2 separate regions of the Mus musculus genome follow, and region 1 is linked to region 2. The links are chromatin loops, found by intact Hi-C in ENCODE. Cell type or tissue: heart. All regions are shown on one strand.

Region 1 (8,000 bases), 61 kb after region 2:
TTTGTGCTTACCTTGATAGTTTGGGAGATACAATAGAAATTAAGTCCTGGGAAACTAGTGACAGCACACTCCACCCTGGGGCAGGGTGGAGCACAGCATTTGCATTCTAGGTCACAAACTCTTCTCTTCATTGTTAAAATATTTACTTTTATTACTTTAAAAACTTGTATTTTGGGGCTGGTGAGATGGCTCAGCAGGTAAGAGCACCCGACTGCTCTTCCAAAGGTCCTGAGTTCAAATCCCAGCCACCACGTGGTGGCTCACAACCATCTGTAATGAGATCTGACTCCCTCTTCTGGTGTGTCTGAAGACAGCTACAGTGTGCTTACATATAATAAATAAATAAATCTTAAAAAAAAAAAAGAATCCACAGTCTCTTAACTGTAGGTCCTGTAATTAAAAAAAAAAACAACAAACAAACAAACAAACAAAAACTTGTATTTTGTCAGGCGTGGTGGCGCACGCCTTTGGTCCCAGCACTTGGGAGGCAGAGGTAGGTGAATTTCTGAGTTCAAGCCCAGCCTGGTCTACAGAGTGAGTTCCAGGACAGCCAGGGCTACACAGAGAAATCCTGTCTCAAAAAAACCAAAAACCAAAAAAAAAAAAAAAAAAAAAAAAAACAACAACAACAAAAAAAAACAAAACCCAAAACAAAACAAAAACAAACAAAAAACCAAACTTGTACTTTGGGGCTGGAGAGAGTTAAGAACACTGACTGCTCTTCCACAGGTCCTGAGTTCAATTCCCAGCAACCACATGGTGATTCACAACCATCTGTAATAGGATCTGATGCCCTCTTCTGGTGTCTGAAGACAGCTACAGTGTATTCACATACATATAAATTAAATAAATCTTAAAAAAAAAAAAAAAAAACTTGTATTTTTCTTTTCTTTTCTTTTTTTTTTTTTTTTTTTTTGCTTGTTTGTTTTTTTTTTGTGACAGGGTTTCTCTGTATAGCCCTGGCTATCCTGGAACTTACTCTGTAGATTAGGCTGGCCTCAAACTTAGAAATCCACCTGCCTCTGCCTCCCAAGTGCTGGGATTAAAGGCGTGCGCCGCCGCCGCCACCACCACCACGCCTGGCTTGAAACACGTCTTTATATGGGAGGTAGAAAGAATGCTAACAGCTGGGTGGCAGGAACTCCAGCCTGTCATGGTGACAGAGGTTAAAAGCCAGGCAGGGCGTCACTCACCTACAGTCCCAGCACTTGGGAAGCTGAAACTAGAGAATCCTGATCTGTTGGGCGGGCGGGCGGGCGGGCGGGCGGGCAACACAGGGAGTTTCAGGGCAGTCAGGGCTACATCATGAGACCATCTCTGAAAACCAGAAAAATCAAGCAAGCATGCAAGGAAACATACAAACAAAAATGTGAGTTCAAAGGTTAACTGTTTAGGAGAGTGCTAACCCCAGGGTTGGGACCAGAAATGGAAGAGCTGATCTTGAGTTCCCTGTATGAGGAAAGGAATGTAAATCTGCTTGGTCAGCTGGTTTTCCACCTGGGAGTTACCCGAGCTTGATTGACTGCCCAAGGGAAGGGGGTAGAAGCAGAGGGAGAAGCCAGCGATGATCCTGGATCCTCAGGCGGTGCCACAGAAAGAGGACAAAGAGGACATGGCCACGGTTTTTTGTTGTTTTGTGTTTTGGGGGCGTGTTTTTGTTTTGTTTTTGTTTGTTTTTCGAGACAAGGTTTCTCTGTATAGCCCTGCTGTCCTAGAACTCACTTTGTAGACCAGGCTGGCCTCGAACTCAGAAATCCACCTGCCTCTGCCCCCCCACCCCCCAATGCTGGGATCAGAGGCATGCACCACCACTGCCCGGATCATTGGGGGGGGGGGGGTGTTTTGAGACAAGAATTTTCTATGTTCCCTGGGTGGGATTAATACTAGCTCTTCCTCCTACAGACCTGTGGCATGGGCCAGCTCAACTGAGTCTCTGTTGGGGGGGGGGGTTACTTTGTGCCTTTACACTGAAACCGTAGGTGACCCAACCACATGCAGGACTCTCTCCCATCCAAGAGTTTCTTCTTCTTCCTCCTCCTCCTCCTCCTCTTCTTCTTCTTCTCCTCCTTCTTTGTTTTTTCCAGACAAGGTTTCTCTGTGTAGCCCTGGCTGTCCTGGAACTCACTTTGTAGACCAGGCTAGCCTCGAACTCAGAAATCTGCCTGCCTCTGCCTCTGCCTCCCAAGTGCTGGGATTAAAGGCGTGTGCCACCATGCCTGGCTTATACAGGTCTCTTTAAAAAAAAAAAAGAAAGAAAGAAAGAAAAGAAAAGAAAGGAAAAGAAAAGAAAAGAAAAGAAAAGAAAAGAAAAGAAAAGAAAAGAAAAGAAAGGAAAAGAAAAGAAGAGAAAAAAGTAAGAAAAGGCGCTGGAGATGTGGCCCAGCAGTTAGGAGCACTGGCTGCTCTTCCAGAGGCTCTGGACTCCTAGCCCTCCGGTGGCAGCTCACACTGTCTATAACTCCAGTTTTAGGGGTGATCCAACACCCTTTTCTCACCCTGACACACTTGTGGTACACATACATACATACTGACAAAACAGCCACATGTGTAAAATAAAATTTTAAAAAGAAAGAAAGGGAGAGAGGAAGGGGCTTTAAATCTAATCTGAGAGAGAGAGAGAGAGAGAGAGAGAGAGAGAGAGAGAGAGAGAGAGAGAGAGAATGAATACCAGACAATGAGAAAAGAAAGCAAAGCCAGAAGTCAGCACCTGTCTGAGGGCCTACGAGGTCACTATTGTCTCACGTGAGGGTCAGGGCTCTGCATATCTGCCTTGATCTTCCCACTAATAAGCCAGAGCTGGTGGCGCGTGACTGCCCAGCTGTCTTTGATTAACTCCGGAGCTCTGCTCTAGAGCCCGAGTCCTCACCTTGGCGTCGGGATCACAGCAACAAAACAAAACAAAACCAAAAACAAAGAAAACAAACCAAAACAAAAAAGCCAACTTCTTCAGTCTGTCCTCTCAAAGGAGCGAGGTAGACGAGGTAGACACCTAAGGGTCCTAGGCTGTGAGTCATGAGGGTCCTCAGAAACACCCGGCATGCAGGCTGATGCTCTCTTTGCAGGGAAGCTGGTGAGGTAATGAGGCTTGACCTTGAAACTGAGCCCCGGGCTCAGTCTTAGGAAAGTAAGGCTTATCTGGGAGGCCATGGAGGTTTGGTACTTTTGCCACTAAAGCAGTGAAGGACCCCCGGCACACCAAGATGCGTTGCAATGAAGAACTCACACACCCTGGAGGGGCCGCAGGTGGTATGTGAACTTTGAATGACGGGGCAAGGGACATGTGCAGGCCATGCCAAAGGGATACTCACAGACCGCCAGCCTCCATTCTCATTTTCTCTCTTTCGTTTTTGTTTTTGTTTTTTTCAAGACAGGGTTTCTCTGTGTAGCCCGGGCTGTCCTGGAACTCACTCTGTAGACCAGGCTGGCCTTGAACTCAGAAATCAGCCTGCCTCTGCCTACGGAGTGCTGTGATTAAAGGCATTACCACCACGCCCAGCTGCCATTCCCATTTTCTATGTTCACACAGTTTGTAAGTTCTTTGGAGAGCTTCCAAGCGGCTGAGGCACATAAAGCTCTGAGGCTTGAATGGGCTGGAGAGACTGCATAGCAGTTAAGAGCATTTGCTGCCCTTGCTGAGTGAGGGCCAGGGTCGGATTCCAGCACCAGCATGGCGGCTCGCAAGCATCCGTAACTCCAATCCTGGGCATATGACGCCCTCTTCTGGCTCCTACTGGTACTGCATGAGTGTGGTGCACATACAGACAAGCAGGCAAAACATTCATACACGTAAGATAAATATGAAATAAAAACTTTCCGTGACTTGTTCTGTACTTGTGTCTGTCATTAAGTTCAGAGTAAGACACAATAAGCGTCAGGATCAGGTTTTTGGTTTTGAGTGGCAGTACATGACTTCTAATCCTAGCACTGGTGGATCTCTGAGTTCAAGGCCAATCTGATATACAGAGCAAGTTTTAGTATTTCCAGAGCTACATAGTCAACCTTGTTTCAAAATCAAGAGGAGGAGGACGGGAAGCAAAGGAAAACACGTGGGTGCCAGCATTCTTTAGCAATCTGTTTCTTATCTGCAGCTAGAGGGTGACCAGTTGACTCAAGCTCTTGTTACCATGGTTTCCCTGGTCAGCTCCTCCTCCCACAGAGATGGAGTTGTCTCTGGACTTGAATCACAGTTGACAGGATGATTTGATCAATAGATCGTAGCAGTAGTATTCAGGCTGTGAAACAATCCTGTGAAGTGTAGATGACTGCTTCGTCCAGCTCACAGTGAGCCTTCTGTACTGAAAGCAGGCAGAGCTGTGATTTACGGCCATCTCTGGCTACCTTTACTTCCTAATTTATTACCCTGCCAGACTCTCTTTAAATAAACTATTTGCTGTTGTTTCTGTTATCTCAAGACAAGAGTCTCTCTGTGTACCCCTGGGCTGTCCTGGAACTCACTCTGTGCATCAACCTGGCCTTGAACTCACAGAGACCTGTCTGTCTTTGCCTCCCAAGTGTCTGGCAAGGGGCTATTTATCTATTTAACTTTTTAGCTTTTTTAATGTGTATGAATATTTTGCCAGGATGTGTGTGTGTGTGTGTGTGTGTGTGTGTGTGTGTGTGAGAGAGAGAGAGAGAGAGAGAGAGAGAGAGATGGAAGAGTGTCTTAAAAAAGGGAAAGAAGCCAGGTGATGGTGGCGCATGCCTTTAATCCCAGCACTTGGGAGGCAGAGGCAGGCAGATTTCTGAGTTCGAGGCCAGCCTGGTCTACAAAGTGAGTTCTAGGACAGCCAGGGCTATACAGAGAAACCTTGTCTTGAAAAACAAACAAAAACAAAACAAAACAAAAACACGCCCCAAAAACACAAAACAACAAAAACCCATTTCATCAAAGAAGATATGGGGGGCAAGGGGAAGAAGAGCTTGTCTTGACTCTGGAGAAAAGTGAATGTCTTCTGAGGGAAGACATTCTAGGGTCCTGGGGTTGGCAGTGAAACAAGCCTCAACTAGCAAGGCAAGCTCTCTCTGGAGGTGGTGTGCTCAGGCGGAGGGATCAAAGATTTCCCCACAGACCAGGTTCAGAGGCCAAGAACAGCTCACAAGTAAAAGCTACAAGCCACCCAGGCACCGGGCACAAGCTGAGAGACAGTGCAGAGCTACCAAGGCTGTGCCGCACTGCTGCTCACTGGGACCAGGCACAGGGGGCGCCTCTGATAAAGACATCTGTTACCAGGCTTAGTGCAGGTCAGTCATCCTAGTCACTGGAGACACAGACAGCATGAGGTCATAACCTAAAGACCCATAGTAGTAGTGGTGGGACCCTTTCTCAAAATAAAAATTCTAAAAAAGGAGCTGGAGAGATGGCTCAGTGGTTAAGAGCACTGCTCTTCCAGAGGTCCTGAGTTCAAATCCCAGCAACCACATCTGTAATGGGATCTGATGCCCTCTTCTGGTGTGTCTGAAGATAGCTGCAGTGTACTCATATAAATAAAATAAGTATTTTTTTTAATTCTAAAAAAGAAGAAAAATTAAACTATTTTTCACCATAAGTTGTTTTGTTGTTGTTGTTTTGTAAATTGGGCTGAGAGATGGCTCAACAATTTAGAGCACTTGTTGCTCTTGCCGAGGATACAAATGCAGGATCAATTCTGAGAACCTGTGAGATGTCTCGCAATCATCCATAGCTCCAGTCCCAGAGCACCTGACCCTCTCTTCTGGCCTCCATGAACACTGCACGCATGTGGTGGTACACACACCTACATGCACTCACACAGATAAAACAATGAAGTCTAAACCAGGATCTATCTCCTGTAGACCAGGCTGGCCTTGCACTTGGTAAGTAGTAGAGGCTAACCTTGAACTCCTGACTCTCTTGCTTATACCTTCCAGGTGCTGGGTGGCAGGTGTGGGAAGTACCACGTTCATTTGGACGTAAGAGGAATAGAATTTTTTTTCCATTTTTTATTAGGTATTTAGCTCATTTACATTTCCAATGAATTTTTTTTTCCTGTTCACTAACTTCTATCCCCATCCTTCACGATGGTTGGGCTTTGTCCCTGCATCTGTAACTGTCACCAGCAAGCGTCCAGGCCCAGCTGCCCCCAATCTCAAGCAGAGTAAAGTCTGCCCCATAGGACACAGATCCACTCCAGGTGGTCTCTTCTCACAGTATTGTCTAGCCTAAACCCACAGGTTGGCAAAGCAAGCCAGAGGCATGACACAACGCACAGGCAGGAGAGAAGTGTTTAGACTGGGCAAGCAGGTAAATCAATATACAGACACATTTTAATAACACGTTAAGGTTTTAATGTGTGGATGTGTGTGAGGGTGTGTTGTGTGCGTGCGTGTGTATGAGTATGTGTATATGAATTGGAATTAACTCAGTGGATAAACTAAGACAGGTGACGTCCCAGCTAAAGAATATAGTGACTCAAGGGACAGACTTGAAGATGTCCAGAACGCCACCTTGCCACCTTTAATCCCAGCACTGGCAGAGGCAGGAGGAGATCGAGGCCAGCCTGATCGACAGAGCCAGTTCCAGGACAGCCAGAGCTACAAAAAGAAACCCTGTCTCAAAAAAAAAAAAAAATTAAAAAAGACATGGAGGATTCTACAGCTTATCAGAACTCAAAGCAGGTGATAGACTGGAAAGAAATTTATTTCTTCAGAATTGCTGAAATCTTCTGGTACTCCAGAGCCTGCCACGTGTCAGGAAAGCTAAGGGAAAGAATAGAAAAGAGGCACAAGAAAAGAAGGTCTCAAGAGCAGCTAAAGAGAGTCAGACCGCCCGCCCGCTCCCTCCCTCGCCGCCCGCGTCTCTGCAGCAAGGGAAGCCGCCGGGGAGGGGCAACACATAGGGCTGGGACTCAATTTAAAAGGCGGGAAAACCCATTATCAAAGGTCACAGACTGGCCTGGGCTCAGCAGAATGGTGCATGGTTAGTCTGTAACTTGGCCTGCCCCACCCCCTCTCCCGAGGGGTAGGGGGAAGACGAAGACGAGGAAGAAGGCTGGCTTCAAAATCAAAATTATCCCAATCAGCTGGGCATGGTGGCGCACACACCTTTAATCCCAGCATCCAGTAAGCAGAAGTGGGCTGATCTCTGAATTCAAGGCTAACCTGTTCTACACCAATGAATTACAGGCCAGGCAGGGATACCTAGTGAATCCTTGTTTCTTTTCTTCTTCCTTCTCCTTCTTCTTCTTCTTTTGGTTGTGAGCCTTCATGTAGTTATTGGGAATTGAATTTAGGACCTCTACTCGCTCTGGCCTTGTTCGCTCCAGCACAAAGATTTATTTATTATAAATAAGTACACTGTAGCTGTCTTCAGACACACAAGAAAAGGGTGTCAGATCTCATTACGGATGTTTGTGAGCCACCATGTGGTTGCTGGGAATTGAACTCAGGACCTTCAGGAAAGCAGTCAGTGCTCTTACCCGCTGAGCCATCTCACCAGCCCTGAGTCCCTGTTTCAAAACACAGCAGTATCACCACCAGTAGCAATAAACAAACAAACAGTGCTAGCTAGAATTGGAGAGATGGCCCGTTCATTAAGAGAACTGGGGCTCTTCCGAAGGACCAGGATTTAATTCCCAGCATTCGCTCTGCTAGTCATAGCCATCTGTAACACCCAATTCCAAAGGTTCCGACGCCCTCTTCAGGCCCCTGCTGGAAATGCATATACGTGCACAGCTATACATGCAGGCAAAAATCCATACATGTAAAATAATAAAATTAAATAATAAAATAAAATTGAGAGAGAGAGAGAGAGAGGAAGAGAAAGAGAGAGAGAGAGAGAGAGAGAGAGAGAGAGAGAGAGGAAGAGAAAGAGAGAGAGAGAGAGAGAGAGAGAGAGAGAGAGAGAGAGAGAGAGAGGATCCCGAGGTAGGCAGATCTCTGAGTTTCGAAGCTAGTTTGGTCTACAAAGTGAGTTCCAGTACAGCCAGGGCTACACAGAGAAACCCTGTCTCGGAAAACCAAGCAAAAGGAGCTCGGGCTTGCAG
Region 2 (8,000 bases):
AATTCTAATTTAGATGTGGTGGTTGAACTCCTAGGACAAGCACTATTGTCTCTGAATAAACCCTTCTGTGTTCTTTAGGCCCCAGCTCAGACCCCTCCACAGCTTCAGAGACAGAGTCAGAAAAGAGAGAGGAGTCTAATCGAGCAGGACCTGGTGACAGAGATCCCCCAAGCCGTGGAGAAGAAAGCAGGAGGCGGCCGATTGGGGGCCGGGGAAGGGGACCCCCACCTGTTCCCCGGCCTACCTCAAGATATAACTCATCATCTATTAGCTCAGGTATCAGAGCTGGGGTCATGGATGGTGACCTGAAGGAGAAGACAGTGGCCACCTGACTCCCCAGCCTCTTCCTTTTGTTTCACTAGTGCTAAAGGATCCAGACAGCAATCCTTACAGCCTCTTGGACACATCTGAACCAGAGCCTCCAGTTGATTCGGAGCCTGGTGAACCTCCTCCAGCAAGTGCCCGTCGTCGCCGTTCCCGCCGCCGCCGTACTGATGAAGACAGGACTGTCATGGACGGAGGCCTGGAGTCTGATGGTCCTAACATGACAGAGAATGGCCTGGGTGAGGGGCTAGCCTGGAGAATTCTTAGAGGTGTGATTAAGAATGAAGTATGGCCGGGCGTGGTGTTGCACGCCTTTATTCCCAGCACTTGGGAGGCAGAGGCAGGCAGATTTTTGAGTTCGAGGCCAGCCTGGTCTACAGAGCAAGTTCCAGGACAGCCAGGGCTATACAGAGAAACCCTGTCTGGAAAAACCAAAAAAAAAAAAAAAATGAAGTATGAGAGGGTGGGTGAATGACTCTTCTTTACTCCACAGAAGATGAATCAAGACCCCAGAGACGAAATCGCAGCCGCCGCCGCCGTAATCGTGGTAACCGGACTGATGGGTCCATCAGTGGAGACCGCCAACCAGGTCAGCTGACATACAGAATTGGAGCCTTTCTGGAACTAAGATGAAATGTCTCATTGGCTGGGAAACCAGGGTTGGATTCATTGGGAACCATGAAATCCCGAAGTTCCTGAAAGTCTTGATCCTGTGTCTTTCCTAGTGACTGTGGCTGACTATATCTCACGGGCAGAGTCTCAGAGCCGCCAGCGGCCCCTGGAACGCACGAAACCCTCAGAGGATTCTCTTTCAGGACAGAAGGTAGGCAATCAAGATACAGCCTACCCCACTTTGTTGTTGTTGTTTGTTTGTTTGTTTGGGGCAGGGACACAGAAAACTTTGCAAAGAAAGTTGAATTGACTGTATGTGATGGAGTTCAGGCTAAGCTGAGGGTAGAGCAGAGCCGGCACAAACAGAAGACAGGGCTGGTGGTGATTGAGCACAGGGGGGTGAGGGACCTGGCCTCCACGTGTGTCTGTAGTGAGAAGGAAGGCGTGCCTGCATCTGCTGTACTCATCAGCTGCTTCCTTTTTGTTTTCCTCCTGCTTCCTCTGTAGGGTGACTCTGTCAGCAAGCTTCCCAAGGGCCCCTCAGAGAATGGGGAGCTCTCTGCCCCCTTGGAGTTGGGTAGTTTGGTGAATGGAGTTTCATAAAACCTCCGGTCCACATCCCTCCTTTCTCCATCTCGCTTGCTGCCCACCACCATGGCCCTCATGGGTCCAACTGACCTGCGCTGGAGCTGCTCTTATCTACGGGGGAGGGGGGTGGCACAGCAGCTTGGGTCCCCCCCAACCTCCAGGAGCTAGTGGAGGGGTGTGTAACAGGGTCATACCCCTCCCTCTTGTCCACCCTACCCCCAGGGTGAGGGAGCCTCCCCTTCCCTTTCAGACTGGATGTGCCTTTATCCTCTAATGCCCCGACCTCTGAACACCCCCATTCTCCGCCTGTTGGTGGGGGTGCTCCTTGACCCACCCAGATTTGACAGTTCAGGGGGGCTCCCCTGCTATCCCTCCTCCCATCCTGTACCCCCCATTTCTGGGGCCTCATCACTGTGGAAGACGGGGATAGTGAGGGTATTCGTGGGTGGGAGGCATGGGGAAGGTTTTGGAATAGAACCAGGGGTATGTATGAAGGGGGGTGACAAGGTCTCCCAGGGGAGTTGGGAGGAAATAACCTTGTCTGGTGGATGAGAAGGCGTATTTATTTTTCACTGTACAGTATTTAAAAAGAGAATAAAAAAATCCAAATGGCCTTGTGTTTCCCATGTTGCCTTTGTCCCCAGTCTGGGCTGTTTAAATCTCTAGGGCTGACCGGCATTGGTCCCTGGCTCTCGTTCTATAGCCTTTATTATCAGCTCCTCGTTCTGTGTCAGGAAGATGATATTCTGGGAATGGCTGCATCCTTAATTCTCCGTGGCCAGAGGACCGTGCTTCAGACCTTGCTGTTTCTTCCCTCCCTTGGTTGTTGAGAGTTGGGCCACTCCTGAGCCCTGAGTCACAGGAGGATAGGCCAGGCTCCGTGAAGCTGGAGCTGTTCCTGGTAGAAGCTGAGAGTCTGAGCAGGCTGTTTAATCCGATTATCTGGGGCCTGGGGCACAGGCTGGGCCTTCAGCAGAGAGGAAAATAGGGTTTCCTCACCATAGCCTCTAGAACTCAGGAGGGCAGGTTGTATTTCTGGCCTGGTGTCACTCTAGCTCTAGAATCCATGTCACTGACCTCAGCTTTTAGGGGCCTCAAGGGTAAAGAGTAGTGACTATCGGAATTGGGAAGCGCCAGAGCTAGGTACAGTGCACTGCACTGTGGTGAACTGAACGTGATCCTCAGGAGGGTGTGCTGAATGCTTTCTCCCAGAAACCTTAGAATGGAGGAAATCGGGATTCTTAACTATGTAACTGCTGGGCAGTACTGGGCACACGCCTTTAATCCCAGAACTCTAGTCCGAGATAGAGGCAGGTGGATCGAGTGAGTTCAAGGGCAAGACAGGATTATTAGACTAAAGAAAGAAAGAAAAAAAAAATTCCGGTACCCAGGAGGCAGAGGTAGATGGATCTTGATCAAGTCCAGCCTAGTCTACACAAGGAGCAAGGAGTTCAGGCCAATCAGGGCTATATGCTGCACTCCCTGTCTCAAATAATTACACTTTAAAAAAAAAAGAAAAAAGGGATCAAAGGGGTAAAGAAACAGCTCAGCACTTAGGTAGATTTCTGAGTTCAAGGACAGCCAGGGCTACACAGAGAAACCCTGTCTCAAAAAACAAAAAAAAAAAAAAAACAAAAACCATAGCTCAGAAGGTTAGGTGCCCCCTGAGATCAGTCACGGAGATAGCCACTACCACCTCTCCACCTTGACCTGGGAAAGAGAACGGACTTGTGAAAGTTATCCTCTGACCTCTATATACAAAGTGGTGACACTTGTGCCCCACCCCATCCATAACCTTTTAAAAAATAGGAAGATTTTTAAAAAGTGTATCTGCAGGCCCAGAGGCATGTCCATGGTTTGGGCTTAAAGATGAAACTTGCAATACTCAGTGGCAATGGGGAACCTCAGGACTGGAAGTGGCTTTGAATGTTTTCATCTGCCTAGCACCTGCTGGAATGACTAAGAAAACAAAAATGGCCTTGAGTTTCTTTCCCCTGGGGCAGATCAGGGGTTTAAGGAGCAACAGACACCGGAAAAGGCTTTGATAGGGAGTGAGAGCTTCTTAAATTCTCCGGGTTTGATCGACCCTGGGAGCCTTTGGTTCCCCTTCTTGGGAAGGAAGTTACTTTAAATTGCTGGTGCTTGAGAATTGAGACAATTTTTAGGCCTGCCGTCCAGGCCTCCGGTGGAACGTTAGGGGGGTGTGGTGCCCTAGGGGGAGGTGTAAGGACTGGGAAGAACAAGACGCCTGGGTTTGCAGAAAGAAGAGGGGTGGAGAGAACCGCACAGCCACTGGGAGGGGTCTGGGGAGGAGTCAGCCTTTTAGAGGCTGAGTACAGGTGGGAAAGGCCTGTAGCACCTGGGTGCACTCCTGGCAGCTGTTGGGACTTTGTGGAGACCAAGAGCTGCACGCTTGAAACTGCAGTTTCAACAGAAGAACCCTGTCTCGCTGAAGCAGAGGGTAGAAAGAGCGACTGGTAGACCTGAGAGAACACTACCTCTCCGGTAAAGGGCTCCAGACAAGGATTCTAAATTCAGCTTCCCAGAGGTGACAATCGATCGCTGGGAGCAAAGTTTGGATTCAAGCGCTCTGGAAGATACTTAAGTACCCAAATATTCCTAGTCCAGTCTTCGCTCTGGGAGAAGGGCATTCAAGACGCCCTCTCAAAGAGGCTTCACCTCCAACCCATGGCGCTGACCAGCTCCTCACAAGCAGAGACTTGGAGCCTGCATCCTCGGGCTTCCACGGCCTCTTTGCCTTTAGGACCCCAGGAGCAGGAGGCCGGCGGGAGCCCTGGAGCGTCTGGGGGACTTCCGCTGGAGAAGGTGAAGCGGCCCATGAACGCCTTCATGGTGTGGAGCTCTGTTCAGCGCCGCCAGATGGCGCAGCAGAACCCCAAGATGCACAACTCTGAGATCTCCAAGCGCTTGGGCGCTCAGTGGAAGCTGCTGGGCGATGAAGAGAAGCGACCCTTCGTGGAGGAGGCTAAGCGTCTTCGTGCCCGCCACCTCCGCGACTATCCCGACTACAAGTACCGACCCCGGCGTAAGAGCAAAAACTCGAGCACCGGGTCTGTCCCCTTTAGCCAAGAAGGAGGTGGCCTGGCATGTGGTGGCTCACACTGGGGGCCAGGGTACACAACTACCCAAGGGAGCAGAGGCTTTGGGTACCAGCCCCCCAACTATTCGACAGCCTACCTGCCTGGCAGTTACACGTGAGTGCCTAATTGTGTCCATCTGTCTGTTCCATGCTTCCCACACGACCCCCTTCCTTGAGAGCTGGGTGGGAACAGAGGCCAGAGTGCCAAGTTAAACCCAAATCCACCCAAGCAGAAGCTACACCAGGCTGAGGGCCCAGAGTTCAGGATAGTGGCTGTTCCATCTCAACTAATGTGTCCTACCTCTGCCTTTTGGATGGCAGTTTCTCCTTGTGGCTGGCCCTTGTGTGACCCATCTTCCTCTCCCAGCCCTGGGGGCAAGGAGAGACCAAGCCCATCCTGTTGCTCCTTCCTGGCCTGCTGCCCCAGGAGGCAAACAGCCGTGCAGCACGCAAGCCGCCTGCTGAGCATGCCCCAACAGAACTACCTTGTTCTTTAAGTCACCCTAGGGTCCCATTCCATGCCTGCTGTACCCAGCAAGGCTGGCTGAATGGCAAGCTCTAACCCTGTCTGCTGCAAACTGGTCAGACCAGTCCCCCACGAAGAGTTGAGGACACTGCCCAATCGATTCAAGAAGACTAACCTCCAGACCCCATGTTTCTTTTTACAGCTCTTCCCACTGCAGACCGGAGGCCCCCTTACCATGCACCTTCCCTCAGAGTGATCCCAGGCTCCAGGGGGAGCTAAGACCCTCTTTCTCCCCTTACCTATCCCCAGACTCTTCCACTCCATATAATACTTCCCTTGCTGGAGCCCCCATGCCAGTAACCCACCTTTAACTGGCAGGGACGCCCAGGGCCAACCCCACAGACCCCTACAGATCTCCAAGGAACCAGAATGCACACTAAACACAATTTTGTACAATTAAAACCATGTTTCGGAGTCTTTTATTGTCCCATTTGTATTCTCTCCCTACAGCAGCAACCAGCGCCTTCACACACCCTTCCGCCAGGACCTGCCTCGGCAGGAACCTCCCCACCCAACCCCAGGGCCCTTATCTGAGTCACTCTCCCTCACCCCCAGAACTGGGCTCCAATAGACCATCCCACCCGGGCAGCACAGGGAAGCAGCCACTAGCTTCCAACCACAGTTTTCTAGGCTCTGTCCTTGGTCCAAAAGGAAGGTAAGTGGACAGGGCCAGAGCATCTGCTCCAGTAAACCAGCTGCTCACAAGGAGGGATCTGGGGAAGTGAGTGAGTGAAGGCAGGGCCTACACAAGCTTTACTGCTCCCACAACCCTGGCTCAGGAGGCTGCAGTTAGAGGAATGGAGGGTGCTTACACTGCACCCGCAGATCAAGTCATGTGGGGAGGACTCTGAGGATGAGTGGAAATGGAATTGTTCTAGAAGCGAGCTCAGCTCTATTGCTCCTTTTTCTGTTTGTGGGGAGCCTTTGCGTTCCAGTAGAAGAGGACCTGGGCAGCAATGAGGCCATTGCAGAGAGAAGAGACCACAAAGACTCCAGCCATGAGGGGGTCTCCAGTTTCCTGTTATGAGAGAGCACAGATCTAGAAAAGTTCCAAGACTCAGCAGAGAATGAGGTTTTAGTGCCCTCTAGTGGGCAGAAGGTGCACTCACCTGAACAGAAGTGAAGATTCGGGCCAAGGAGCCCCCAAACAGCATAAACACTGTAATGGCTGAAAGCTGGCCTGTGTGTCCGTTGCGGTAGTTAGTGGCTGCCTGAAGCAACTAGAGGAGACATTGATACTTTTGGTTCTCTCATCTGACCCTTCTCCGTGACCCGTCACTATTCCTCACGCCCTGCACACTAGCACTCCATAGTTGGAGGTCCTCCTCTGCCTTACACTAGCTCGCGCGCGTACACACACACACACACACACACTCTCACGTCCCTTTGCTTCCTACTTCCCCAGAGTACCCACCTTCCCCACCACCACGGCAGGTACATTGGAGGCCTGGAGCAGAGTGACTACAGCCAGAGGCGTGAGCGGGGAGAGCAGCGCCAGCAGGACCATGGCATAGCAGGCAAGGAAAGCGACTCCTGGGGGTCAGGGAGACAAGGAGTCCTCTTGAGCCTGAGTCCCCACCAAAGTTCCCATACACAATGCCTGCTCTCCAGCCAGTCCCCGGCACCTTTCACGGTCTCTCCTCTGTAGTGCATGACCAGGAAGCAGATGGCAACGGTCTGGAGTGTCAGGAACAGCGCTTCACCCCAAGAGCTGCAGAGTCAAGGGGTGGGAGGAAAAAGGCAGGCCTGGAAAAAGGCAGGGGAAGCCTCCATGCCCCGTCCGGCTCAGCTCTGGGATGAGCCTGTGCTTTTCAGTCTGCCACTCCCACCATGCCTGGCTCACGCAGGGAAGGCTCGCTCCATCCCCATATTTACTTATTAGAACTGCAGGTGCTGGGGCCAGAATAGCTCAGCAAGTAAGGATGTTTGCCTCTGAGTCTGATTGCCTACGTTCCAGCCCCAGGATCCACACACTGCAAGGAGAGAACCAACTCCTACAAGTTGTTCCGTGACCCCTCCCACCTCAAATAAACAAACTGAAAAGAAAAGAATTGTGGGGCTGGGCGGTGGTGGCACATGCCTTTAATCCCAGCAGTTGGGAGGCAGAGGCAGGCGGATTTCTGAGTTTGAGGCCAGCCTGGTCTACAGAGTGAGTTCCAGGACGGCCAGGGCCACACAGAGAAACCCTGTCTTGAAAAACCCAAAGAGAATCTTGGGGATTTGGCTTTGGGCGTGAAGAGTGGACCCTCACTCACCTGAAGGGGAAGTTGTTGGTGATGCTGTAGACCACGGTTCCGGTCAGTGCCACTAGCTCCAGCATTACTGACTGGAGACTCAGTCCTTCTGCACTCTTGGCTCCCAAGAGTTTAAATACCTGGGGCAGCTTGACTGTGGACAAAGCAGCAGGGCTGAGGAAAGGGCACTCTATCCCCAGCCTTGGCATCCTCAGCCTCTCACCTCCCTTCCCTTTACTCCAACAGCAGGAAGGAGCTGTACGTACCGAGAAGTGACCCAGCCACGATGCCCAGCCCGAGGCCTTTGCTGAGGAGAATCTTGAGGCAGGGAACTGAGAAGAGAGAGCAGTCAGCAGAGAGGCCTCTGGCGCCCAGGTGAGGGTTTGAAGTGCTCCTAGGAGCTGTTGCCCTCTCCCTCACCCGTGACCACCACACCTACCACACCAGTAAGTCTCTGGGGGTGGTAGGGATGACAGGGCAAACATCCTTGCTACAGACATCTTCTATTCAGACTGGGTGTGCTGTCACAACAGCTTCTTCCTTCCTGTCCCCCTTCCATTCCCTATAAATACACGTCTAAAATAGTTTTGAGGGCTGCAAAGAGTAGGGTTGTCCC

The links. Peaks named below come from ENCODE experiments on the same cell type or tissue, not always from the same donor. Only the 100,000 strongest peaks of a DNase experiment are listed, where the experiment ranks them.
Region 1: a loop joins it to region 2, with 4 times the contacts of the local background. A loop is called at or near these places in 2 of 42 quality-filtered maps.

What each region holds. Positions count from the first base shown.
Region 1 is chr11:69,711,982-69,719,981 of GRCm38, forward strand. No RefSeq gene overlaps it. Among named protein-coding and RNA genes, the nearest start is that of Tnfsfm13, 20 kb to the left of the region's middle. In heart, CTCF peaks have their summits at 3,726 (motif pointing left), 5,472 (motif pointing left) and 7,664 (motif pointing left); no DNase peak of the experiment used is centred here; H3K4me3 peaks cover 1,180 bases; H3K27ac peaks cover 2,377 bases.
Region 2 is chr11:69,651,161-69,659,160 of GRCm38, forward strand. Fxr2 (fragile X mental retardation, autosomal homolog 2) reads left to right here. Exons shown (of 17, transcript NM_011814.2): 13 at 79-276; 14 at 363-563; 15 at 818-913; 16 at 1,050-1,147; 17 at 1,444-2,137. The coding sequence ends at 1,539. Sox15 (SRY (sex determining region Y)-box 15) reads left to right here and starts at 3,877. Exons shown (of 2, transcript NM_009235.2): 1 at 3,877-4,739; 2 at 5,293-5,567. The coding sequence starts at 4,213. The coding sequence ends at 5,461. It overlaps Mpdu1 (mannose-P-dolichol utilization defect 1), which reads right to left. Exons shown (of 7, transcript NM_011900.4): 2 at 7,651-7,716; 3 at 7,406-7,538; 4 at 6,776-6,861; 5 at 6,565-6,683; 6 at 6,260-6,370; 7 at 5,537-6,168. The coding sequence ends at 6,043. In heart, CTCF peaks have their summits at 4,400 (motif pointing right) and 6,237 (motif pointing left); DNase peaks (open chromatin) are centred at 4,561, 5,098, 6,151 and 6,401; H3K4me3 peaks cover 1,324 bases; H3K27ac peaks cover 2,406 bases.